Regions from separate parts of the Homo sapiens genome. Here regions 2 and 3 are each linked to region 1. A link is a contact called in ENCODE Hi-C or POLR2A ChIA-PET data. All regions are on one chromosome and are shown on one strand. The core of a region is the stretch at or near the end of the contact, and the rest is flanking DNA. Distances in the headings are between cores, read along the strand shown.

What was found. A loop is a pair of places that touch in the nucleus more often than their neighbours do. ChIA-PET counts read pairs that join two places held with the same protein, here RNA polymerase II (POLR2A). Pooled maps may share reads with other maps.
Region 2: a loop to region 1 is called in a map of B cell, with 7 times the contacts of the local background. The contact joins the promoter of HECTD2 here to the promoter of KIF20B in region 1. A Hi-C loop is called at or near these places in 3 of 168 maps with a recorded cell type or tissue (B cell, CD8-positive, alpha-beta T cell and naive thymus-derived CD4-positive, alpha-beta T cell) and 7 of 50 pooled maps.
Region 3: a map of naive thymus-derived CD4-positive, alpha-beta T cell shows a loop between it and region 1 (4-fold over the local background). The contact joins the enhancer-like site here to the promoter of KIF20B in region 1. A Hi-C loop is called at or near these places in 1 of 168 maps with a recorded cell type or tissue (naive thymus-derived CD4-positive, alpha-beta T cell) and 3 of 50 pooled maps. POLR2A ChIA-PET finds 5 or more read pairs at or near these places in 1 of 52 experiments (activated T-cell).

What each region holds. Positions count from the first base shown.
Region 1 is chr10:89,700,330-89,702,865 of GRCh38, reverse strand. It overlaps KIF20B (kinesin family member 20B), which reads right to left and starts at 1,276. Exons shown (of 33, transcript NM_001284259.2): 1 at 1,186-1,276. RefSeq lists enhancers at 598-1,114, 1,115-1,630 and a silencer at 1,675-1,754.
Region 2 is chr10:91,409,068-91,411,603 of GRCh38, reverse strand. It overlaps HECTD2 (HECT domain E3 ubiquitin protein ligase 2), which reads right to left and starts at 1,260. Exons shown (of 21, transcript NM_182765.6): 1 at 1,028-1,260. The coding sequence starts at 1,165. The region is part of intron 3 of HECTD2-AS1 (HECTD2 antisense RNA 1); the gene reads left to right. RefSeq lists a silencer at 904-1,493 and an enhancer at 1,644-1,853.
Region 3 is chr10:88,384,416-88,386,951 of GRCh38, reverse strand. The region is part of intron 4 of RNLS (renalase, FAD dependent amine oxidase); the gene reads left to right. Among named protein-coding and RNA genes, the nearest start is that of RNLS, 200 kb to the left of the region's middle. Within about 2 kb of position 1,276, at least 26 of the 41 ENCODE cell types and tissues checked have a DNase peak (open chromatin) inside an H3K27ac peak, as active enhancers do.

The sequences.
Region 1 (2,536 bases), core at 27-2,526:
CACTCTGTATCCCCTATAACAAATTCAGCGACTTATGCAGGGATAAAGACTACCTAATGACTTAAAATAATGGTTATAAAGAAAATACTATTCCAAAAAAAAAAAAAAAAGTCGGTCCTAGTCTGTAATATTATCTTTCGTGACAGCAGGCTCCAAGACCTCATTTTTCATTTCAAAAGGCTGCTCTGACTGGAAAACTGCATATTTACCCTCTCTCCAATAAGAATCCACAATTGGAGACTTTGGTGAAAAATAGCAGAATCTGTTGCTGAATGAGGTTTCTGAATGTGGTCTACAACACAAAGCCTCAAAAAAAGTCTTCACAACTAATCGATGAGTATTTTATGTTATTTTTACAATTTAAAATCTGGAGTCTTGGACATGTAAGATAAATACACTGTTACACTACCTAACCCATAAGGCGTGAACTTCTGTAAACTAGTAGTTTAGCAAGAAATATAAGAGAACTGTGCCAGACATGCATCACTGAACCAGCGAGCGAATCGAGATGGAGAAAGCCTTCTAAACTGGGGAATGACAGCAGTCACTGTGCCACAAACTCTTCAGCCTGGCACTGCAAAACCCTAGAAGGGCAAGCCCCAAGGACCAGTAGGAGTAGTCTGGAAATAAGTGCACAGAGGCTACCACAGGGCTCCCCCCGCAAAAAGGCCGTGTTACCTACCAGCCGAGCAAACTGCTCACCTCAGAGCTTCAGAAAACTAGGTGTGGCAAAACAGGCCTGTTCCTCAACAACAACAGAAGCAACAACAATAATAATATTAATAACTGCAAACATTTAGTACCTACTGTGTGCCAGCACTAATAACTTTACACATTACCATTTAATCTTCACAAAAGCCGAAAGAAATAGACACTTCATTGCAGCCTTTTAACTGATAAGAAAACTAAGGTACAGAGAGAGATTAAATGAATTGTCTTGCGTCACTCAGCTAATTAGCAGTGGAGGCGAGATTTAAACCGTAACCGAATTAGTATGACTCATTCCTCGCTGCGTACCCCGTGTTCGCATCGCTCCGCAACCCAGTTCCTGACAGTAACCTCCACTGGGGTATGAGCCCTGTCGGAACATGTCCACATTGCCAAAGCCGTTTCCCCACCTTAGGCCCCATACATGCGCAGTCACCCACCTCCTTCCCCACACATTCCCGCGGGTCACCTCCTCACCTGCAAACTTCGCCTGACTAGCCAGACCCGCGAGCAGCACTGCGATGTTACCGTTTTCAAATTCAAACAATGGCGGCCAGGGCACCGCACTGAACGCTGGGAGTAGGTGGGGCGTCCAGAGCTCCGCCAGGGAGCGTAGCCGGCTCGCGCTGCGGGCTTTCCAGTGGCTACCGGAAGAAGCTCTCCAATATGGGGGCGGGTCTTGAAACGCGGGCAGCCAATGGGCGGAAGCAGGCGTGGGCCGCCCTGGTGCTGACGGTCTGGTTTGCCTCCCAGCTCTGCTAGCCGGGCTTTAGTAGTGCGCTTTCTCGCGGCTGTCATAAGTACCACGCTGTTGACTGGGACACCGATCTCCAATTCTGTCCTTGAGGCAATAAAGATGTGGCGAAGGCCCGAGGTGAGGCCACTGCCACTGCACTTAGTCCTGCGACTCCCCTAAGGACGGGCCGAGGAATGGCGGGCTAGCCACTTCCCAGTCCTGTCCCTACGGGGCAGAAAAAGGCTCGGCATCCCGGGATCCGGAGGGTCACTTCCCTCGCTGCATCCCCATTGTGCAACTGCCAGTCTAAAAATTGATATAGGTAAGCTTATGAATGCTAAAACTAATGAATGCAAGATGCTAAAACAAACAATTAACTGAAAGGTTGTAGGGAAGAGGATGTTAGTATCTCAAAGAATCACCCTACAGATCATTTCTTATTATAAAGGGAAAATAGAATTTTACACTGAAGAGATTTATTAGACATACCTTAACCAAGTGAAGATACTTAGCATCGCTAATATCACCCGATAGTATTTGTGCTAGAAATGTTTGACATTAATCATGAGGAAACAATCAGAAAAAAACAATGTAGAATATTCTACAAGACAACAGGCCTAGGCTCTTCAAAAATGTCAGTGTCATGACAGGAAAAAGAAAAAAACGAAGTGGAAAATTACTTTAGTCGAGAGTCAAAAGAAACCAAATGAAATTTGTGAATCTTGGCTGGTTCATAGTTTTTAAAAAAAAAAAAAAACTTCGAAAGACATTTGTGGACAACTGGGGAAATTTAAATATGAACTACATATTAGATGATATTGAATCAGTTTTAAATTGATTGCATGTGAGAATTAATTTGTGATTAAGTGGAAGAATGCCTTTGTTTTTGGAAGGCGCTTGCTAAAGTAATTAGCAGCAAAGTGTCACAGTGTTTGCGGCTTACCTTCAAAAGATATGGCAAAAAAATAGAGAAAGCAAATGTGGCAAAATATTAGTAATTGGTGAATCTAGTTGAAGGGTATAATGGTGTACATCGTACCAGTCTTGCAACTTTCTAAAATAACAGATTTTATAAAATAAAAAGAGGAGGGG
Region 2 (2,536 bases), core at 11-2,510, 1.7 Mb before region 1:
AACACCAATACAGTACTTAACGAAGAGTGAGCTATTTTAGTAAGTTCTTAGTCATTTAAGAGGGAGGTTTTAAGAAATGAACCGCAAGTAGGAATAAAGAAAATGTATAATGTTCACTAAACTTTTACTATTTTGTCACACACAGCTGCATGACAAGTCATGATCTTTAAATATATCAAAGCAAACTTTCAAAAAGTACTTAAATATTATGTCAAAATAAAAAATTGCAAAATCCGAGGTTTTTTTTTAAATTGTGCTTCAAATTAACCAGTCACAACCACCAGTAAAAATAGGGAAAGAGGGGGAGGGGGCTGTCCCATGACATCATCTGGCAATATGTAGTTTGAAGCCTGACAGCGCTCTCCAAATAACCCTTACGAAGATACAGCTGGGAAATCATCCCTGTCAAGCTTAGATAACTTGGGTTTAAATAAAAGGTTCAAAAAGCCTCCCCCCACCTGAGTCACATGTCTGTACCATATGAAAAATAAAACCATCACTGATGCATCTACCTCCCACTACACTGACAGCAACGGAAAGGTCACAATTAAGTGGAAACTCGCCGCAGAGCCTGTTTAATCTGAAGGGGGAAGGGAAAGAAAAGCGAAGAAAAGGACAAAAATCTGCGCGCCTCCAAGGCAGGCAGGCAGGCAGGCACCTCCGTGGAAAACCCACTCCCGCCTGCTGACACCTATGCTCATCCAACAGATCATGCCGACTCAAGATGCAGGTCATTCTCTTAGAGAAAGTGGGGGCCCAAGCCCCAGAAAATAACCCAAACATCCAGCGGAACCGACCACCCCCAACATTTCCCGAGGGTGGTAGGTGTACCTCGCGAAGTGTTCGGGGCTGTCCACGAGGCACAACTCTTTTATTTCTGCCCAAGGAAGGGCGGCCTGAGTGCGTCTCCCTGGAGTGCCAGGGCGTGCCCAGGGTAAACGCAGGCCTCCTGACGGCCCTCGCCCGGCCGCCGTCCCTCCCAACTCCCGCCGTCCGGGGCGCCAGACGGCCCCGGCCCACCACCTACCGCGGTCGCGCCGGCGCCCGCCGATACGATGGGCGGCAGCTTCTCGCGCTCTGACTCCTTCCCTTTCCTCTCCTCAGGCGCGGGCGCCGCCACCACCAGCGGAGTGGCGGGCGAGGGTACCCGAACCGCCTCACTCATGTCGGGCCGGGCGGCGGGAGCGCCAGGCGGCGGCGGCGGCCTCAGTGTTGCTGGGGCTGGCGCTGCTGCTGCCGCCGCGGCCGCGAGAGGGCTCTGGGCTGCCGCTTCTAGCCGCCGCTGCCGCCGCCACTCCGCCCCCGCCCGCGCCCGCGCCTTTGCGCGCGAGCCCGAGGCCGCCCCCGCGCGCGCCAGCCCCGCGGACGCGGCTCCCCACAGGTCCCACAGGTTTCTTGCTCTCGCCTCCCCCGCCCGCCCGGGGCTCGCGCGTCGCGGGTCGGGAGCGCCGGCGGTAGTCCCCCTCGTCAACCCCGAGGGCCCGGAGAGAAGGCGCCACGGTCGACGCCCGACCGCCATATTGTTTGCAGAGTGTCGCCCGAGATGACGAGGAGACCCCGCACCCGGGCCGCGCAGGAGAACCTGGACTAAGGACGGGCAGTCGGGGAGACAAGTCGAGCCCTGCAAAGGGTCGGACGGGGATAGAGTGTCCGAGTGGTACCAGTAGGGCAGGACGTAGGCACAGACTACCCTTCACGGACGGCCCTGGCCTGCGGCGCCGAGTCCCGCGGGCAAGCGCCCTCGGGGTCTGGGCTGGTGGCCTTTCGCCTTCTTCCAGGCGCCCACAAAGCTGTCCGCCTTGGGGCTTCTGCCTTCTTATCCTTGCCCGCCCTCCTGAGCCCAGGAGAGGCGGCCCGGAGCTTGCGCAGCCCGGGGAGACAGCCTTCCTGGCTCAGCAACCGACTCTTTTGTACACGCCTGGATGGCTTCAGCCTACACAGGAAAAGCCTGGAGGTGGGGAGGAGTGCGACGTGGTGGGCCCCCCCTTTCCCCTTCCCCCATAGGATTGGACGGCCAGTCCACACTTTCCATTCCTGTTCCTCTCGTCCCTCTTTGACTGCCAAATCCGCCTCTCCCTTCCCGTCCCCACGCGCCTACGTTTTGCTCTCTCCCCGCAACCCTTTGCTGTCTCCTATCCGTCCCTTCCTTGTTCCTTTCCGTTTATGTTAGAGATGTACATACCCAAACTCTGCTGCACAGTCCTCAATCAAATCATTACAAATAGGAGTAAAAACTTGAAAGCCGAAGAAGAGAGCTTTTAATTATGAAATTAAAATACCCCCCACCTCCACCACCAGGACACCTAGACAATTTCCTTTCCTTTCTTGTCGCCCCCTCCTTTTCCTTTTTCTCAGTCTACTGGAGCGGCGGGGACACCTGCTGATCTAGGAGAAAAGAGAGTAAGAATGCGCTGTATCGCCTGTTAAAAGCAAGGAATTTCGATATTCAGCTCTATCAGATTTTTTATCTGTGCCTTCATTATTTTATTGGAGGTTGAGTGAATTTTTAGATCAAGAGTACCTAAGTCCAAATATA
Region 3 (2,536 bases), core at 27-2,526, 1.3 Mb after region 1:
GGCAATGAAACGTCATAGCACTGGAACCTCACTGGGCTTTACAAAAATGCATTCAAAATATTTTAAAGTACTTCCACTTTATAACTGATGACAGAAGATGATAAATACATTGTGGTTATTTTGCTCCTGTTTTTTGAACTTTCAGTGCTGGGATTATTGGAGACAACTACCCTGAGATAGCAGTGATTTGGGAACTAATACCTAATGGCTAAGTGGGTGTCCTCAGCCCTCACATCCTGCTTATCTATGGAAACTAAGTAACATGGGAATGATAGCTAGAAATCCACCCTTTTCAGAGGACCCAAGAGTCCATCTTTAAATGCTGTATGGCTGGGTATGCTGTGAGGATTCTCTTAACACAGAACAGCTCTGCCTTCCAAAACCCTAAAGACGTTTGATAAGGAAAAATAGCTAACAAGTTATGCCTTTCTCATAACCTTTGAAACCTACTTAAAAACTGAAACAGTACAAGAATTTGCAGTTTAAAATGACCAGAGAAGTGGCAGAAAGCCAGAATTCTGTCAGAGACGGCTTAGAAAAGCTTAATGATTAACAAATGGGTCACTGCCTTCAGGCTCTGACCTTTAGAACTAACCAATTTTAGCCTTTTGGTTATGTTCCTTCAACTCGTTTTATATCAAGGAAAAAAAAATACTCTCTAATGGCACAGTACCACCCATCCAAAAAAAGGATTCTTAGCAGTCCAGTATTTGGTCAGTAGCTTTTCTGATAACATGGAGTTGGTCCTAAGCACAGTATTAACAACTGTTAAATTATATTTTTTGTTAGAGTTTAAGGAAGGCCCTAAGCACGACTGCATATCCTGCAGGTGAAATGTACGAAATTTCGGTTAACATGGTAACGGCTCTAAAAATACCTAGGCTACAGTTTAACCACAGAGTTTCCTCCTTAACGTAAAAAAGCCACCATCACGAGCTGTTAGAAAGTGCAACAAAAGCAATCTCTGTCGGACTTTGTGCAAGCAGGCTATTAAATCAGGCCTGGCAGTGACAATCTGCAGCCACTCTGCATCAAAGTAATAATTAAAGTTTTGCAAGCCCAAACAGCAATGCACAAACCACCTAAGAAATATGTTACATTGATAAGTCCTTTTTTTCTGCCTGTAACTTCTCTTCTCCCCTACCCCCAACCACCAGGTGGACTAAGCAGGGCGTGGCAGGGGCACCGTGACAAAGAGTCACCACACCATAACCACAGGGCCCCACCCGAAGGAAAACCTAGGGCAGGCTGCCACGGTTTTCCCAGCAACCTCTGCACCAGGATCCCATAGAGTATGCACAGGAGGCTAAATCACTCACCTGGGGTTTCCCATCTGGGCTCTTTGCTTGGCAGAGACAGAGAGGGTGGGGTCAACCTTTTCCTTGATGCTTTTGCAGTTAGCAAGTTGGAAACACATTTGACTCTTTTGAATTCTGTGCCTTGGCTATTCAGGAGTCTGTCATGTCTGGGCTTACTAAATTCTACCATGTCTAGGCTGCCGGGTTTAATAAATAGAAATACCTGACATCCAGTTAAATTGGAATTTTGAATAAACAGTGAAGAATTTAGTGAGTGTAAGTATATCCCATGCAATGCTTGGGATACTTACACTACATACTTATATACTTATACTACAAATAATTTCATAGTTTACCTGAAATTCAAATTTGACTGGATGTACTTTCAGAGTCTTTTTATCCACCAACACCCAATTAACAAATTGGTTTTTATTTGTTTGGGCTTTTTAACTTCATTTTGCTTTTATTTAGTTTTGCTTTGCCTTGCAAGCCTTGGGTCAGTGTAGAAAGGCTAATCCAAGGAAATGAGCTAGCATTTGCTGAGCTCATTCTTAAATCAGGCTTCATCTTAGGTACTTTTGATGCATGGTCTTTTAAAATCCTCACATCATCCTCTATAATAGCCTACTTAAAATCCACATTTTATAGAGGAGGGTACCTCAGCTCAGAAAGGTTAAGTGATTTGACCAAGGTCACACAGCTAACAAGGAGGCAAAGCTAGGTGTAAGCCTAAGTGAGTATGACCCCAACTGGCTTTCTCAACTACTTAGTACATCTGCAATAGTCACATTTAAATGTAATAGTTAATTTTTGCCTGTTTATCAGACATTAGGTTCTTTTCCTTAACAAACGTCAACTCAATAGCATAGATTTCATAAGCGAAAAGCTCAAATTGACAGCTGAATTGGGAACTGTTCTCCATCAACTCCTGGTACATAATAAACTATTTTATTAATCTCTTTACTAAAAATGAACTTCCAGGCCATTTCTGACTACTCCACACTAGAGCTATAGTTGTTCTAAGTGCTTTCTATATAGTAATTAATCTAATATTGAAATCAACCCTATGATATAGTCAGTACTATAATTTTCAATTTATAGTGTAGAGAAATTGAAGTTCACAGCCTTTCCCAAGGTCATACACTGGTAAGGGAATTAAGCATGATTTAATCTCATCTTCCTGGCTGCAAAGCCTAGGTTGTGTGGCTTTGAGGAATTACTTAGCCTCTCTGAGCCTA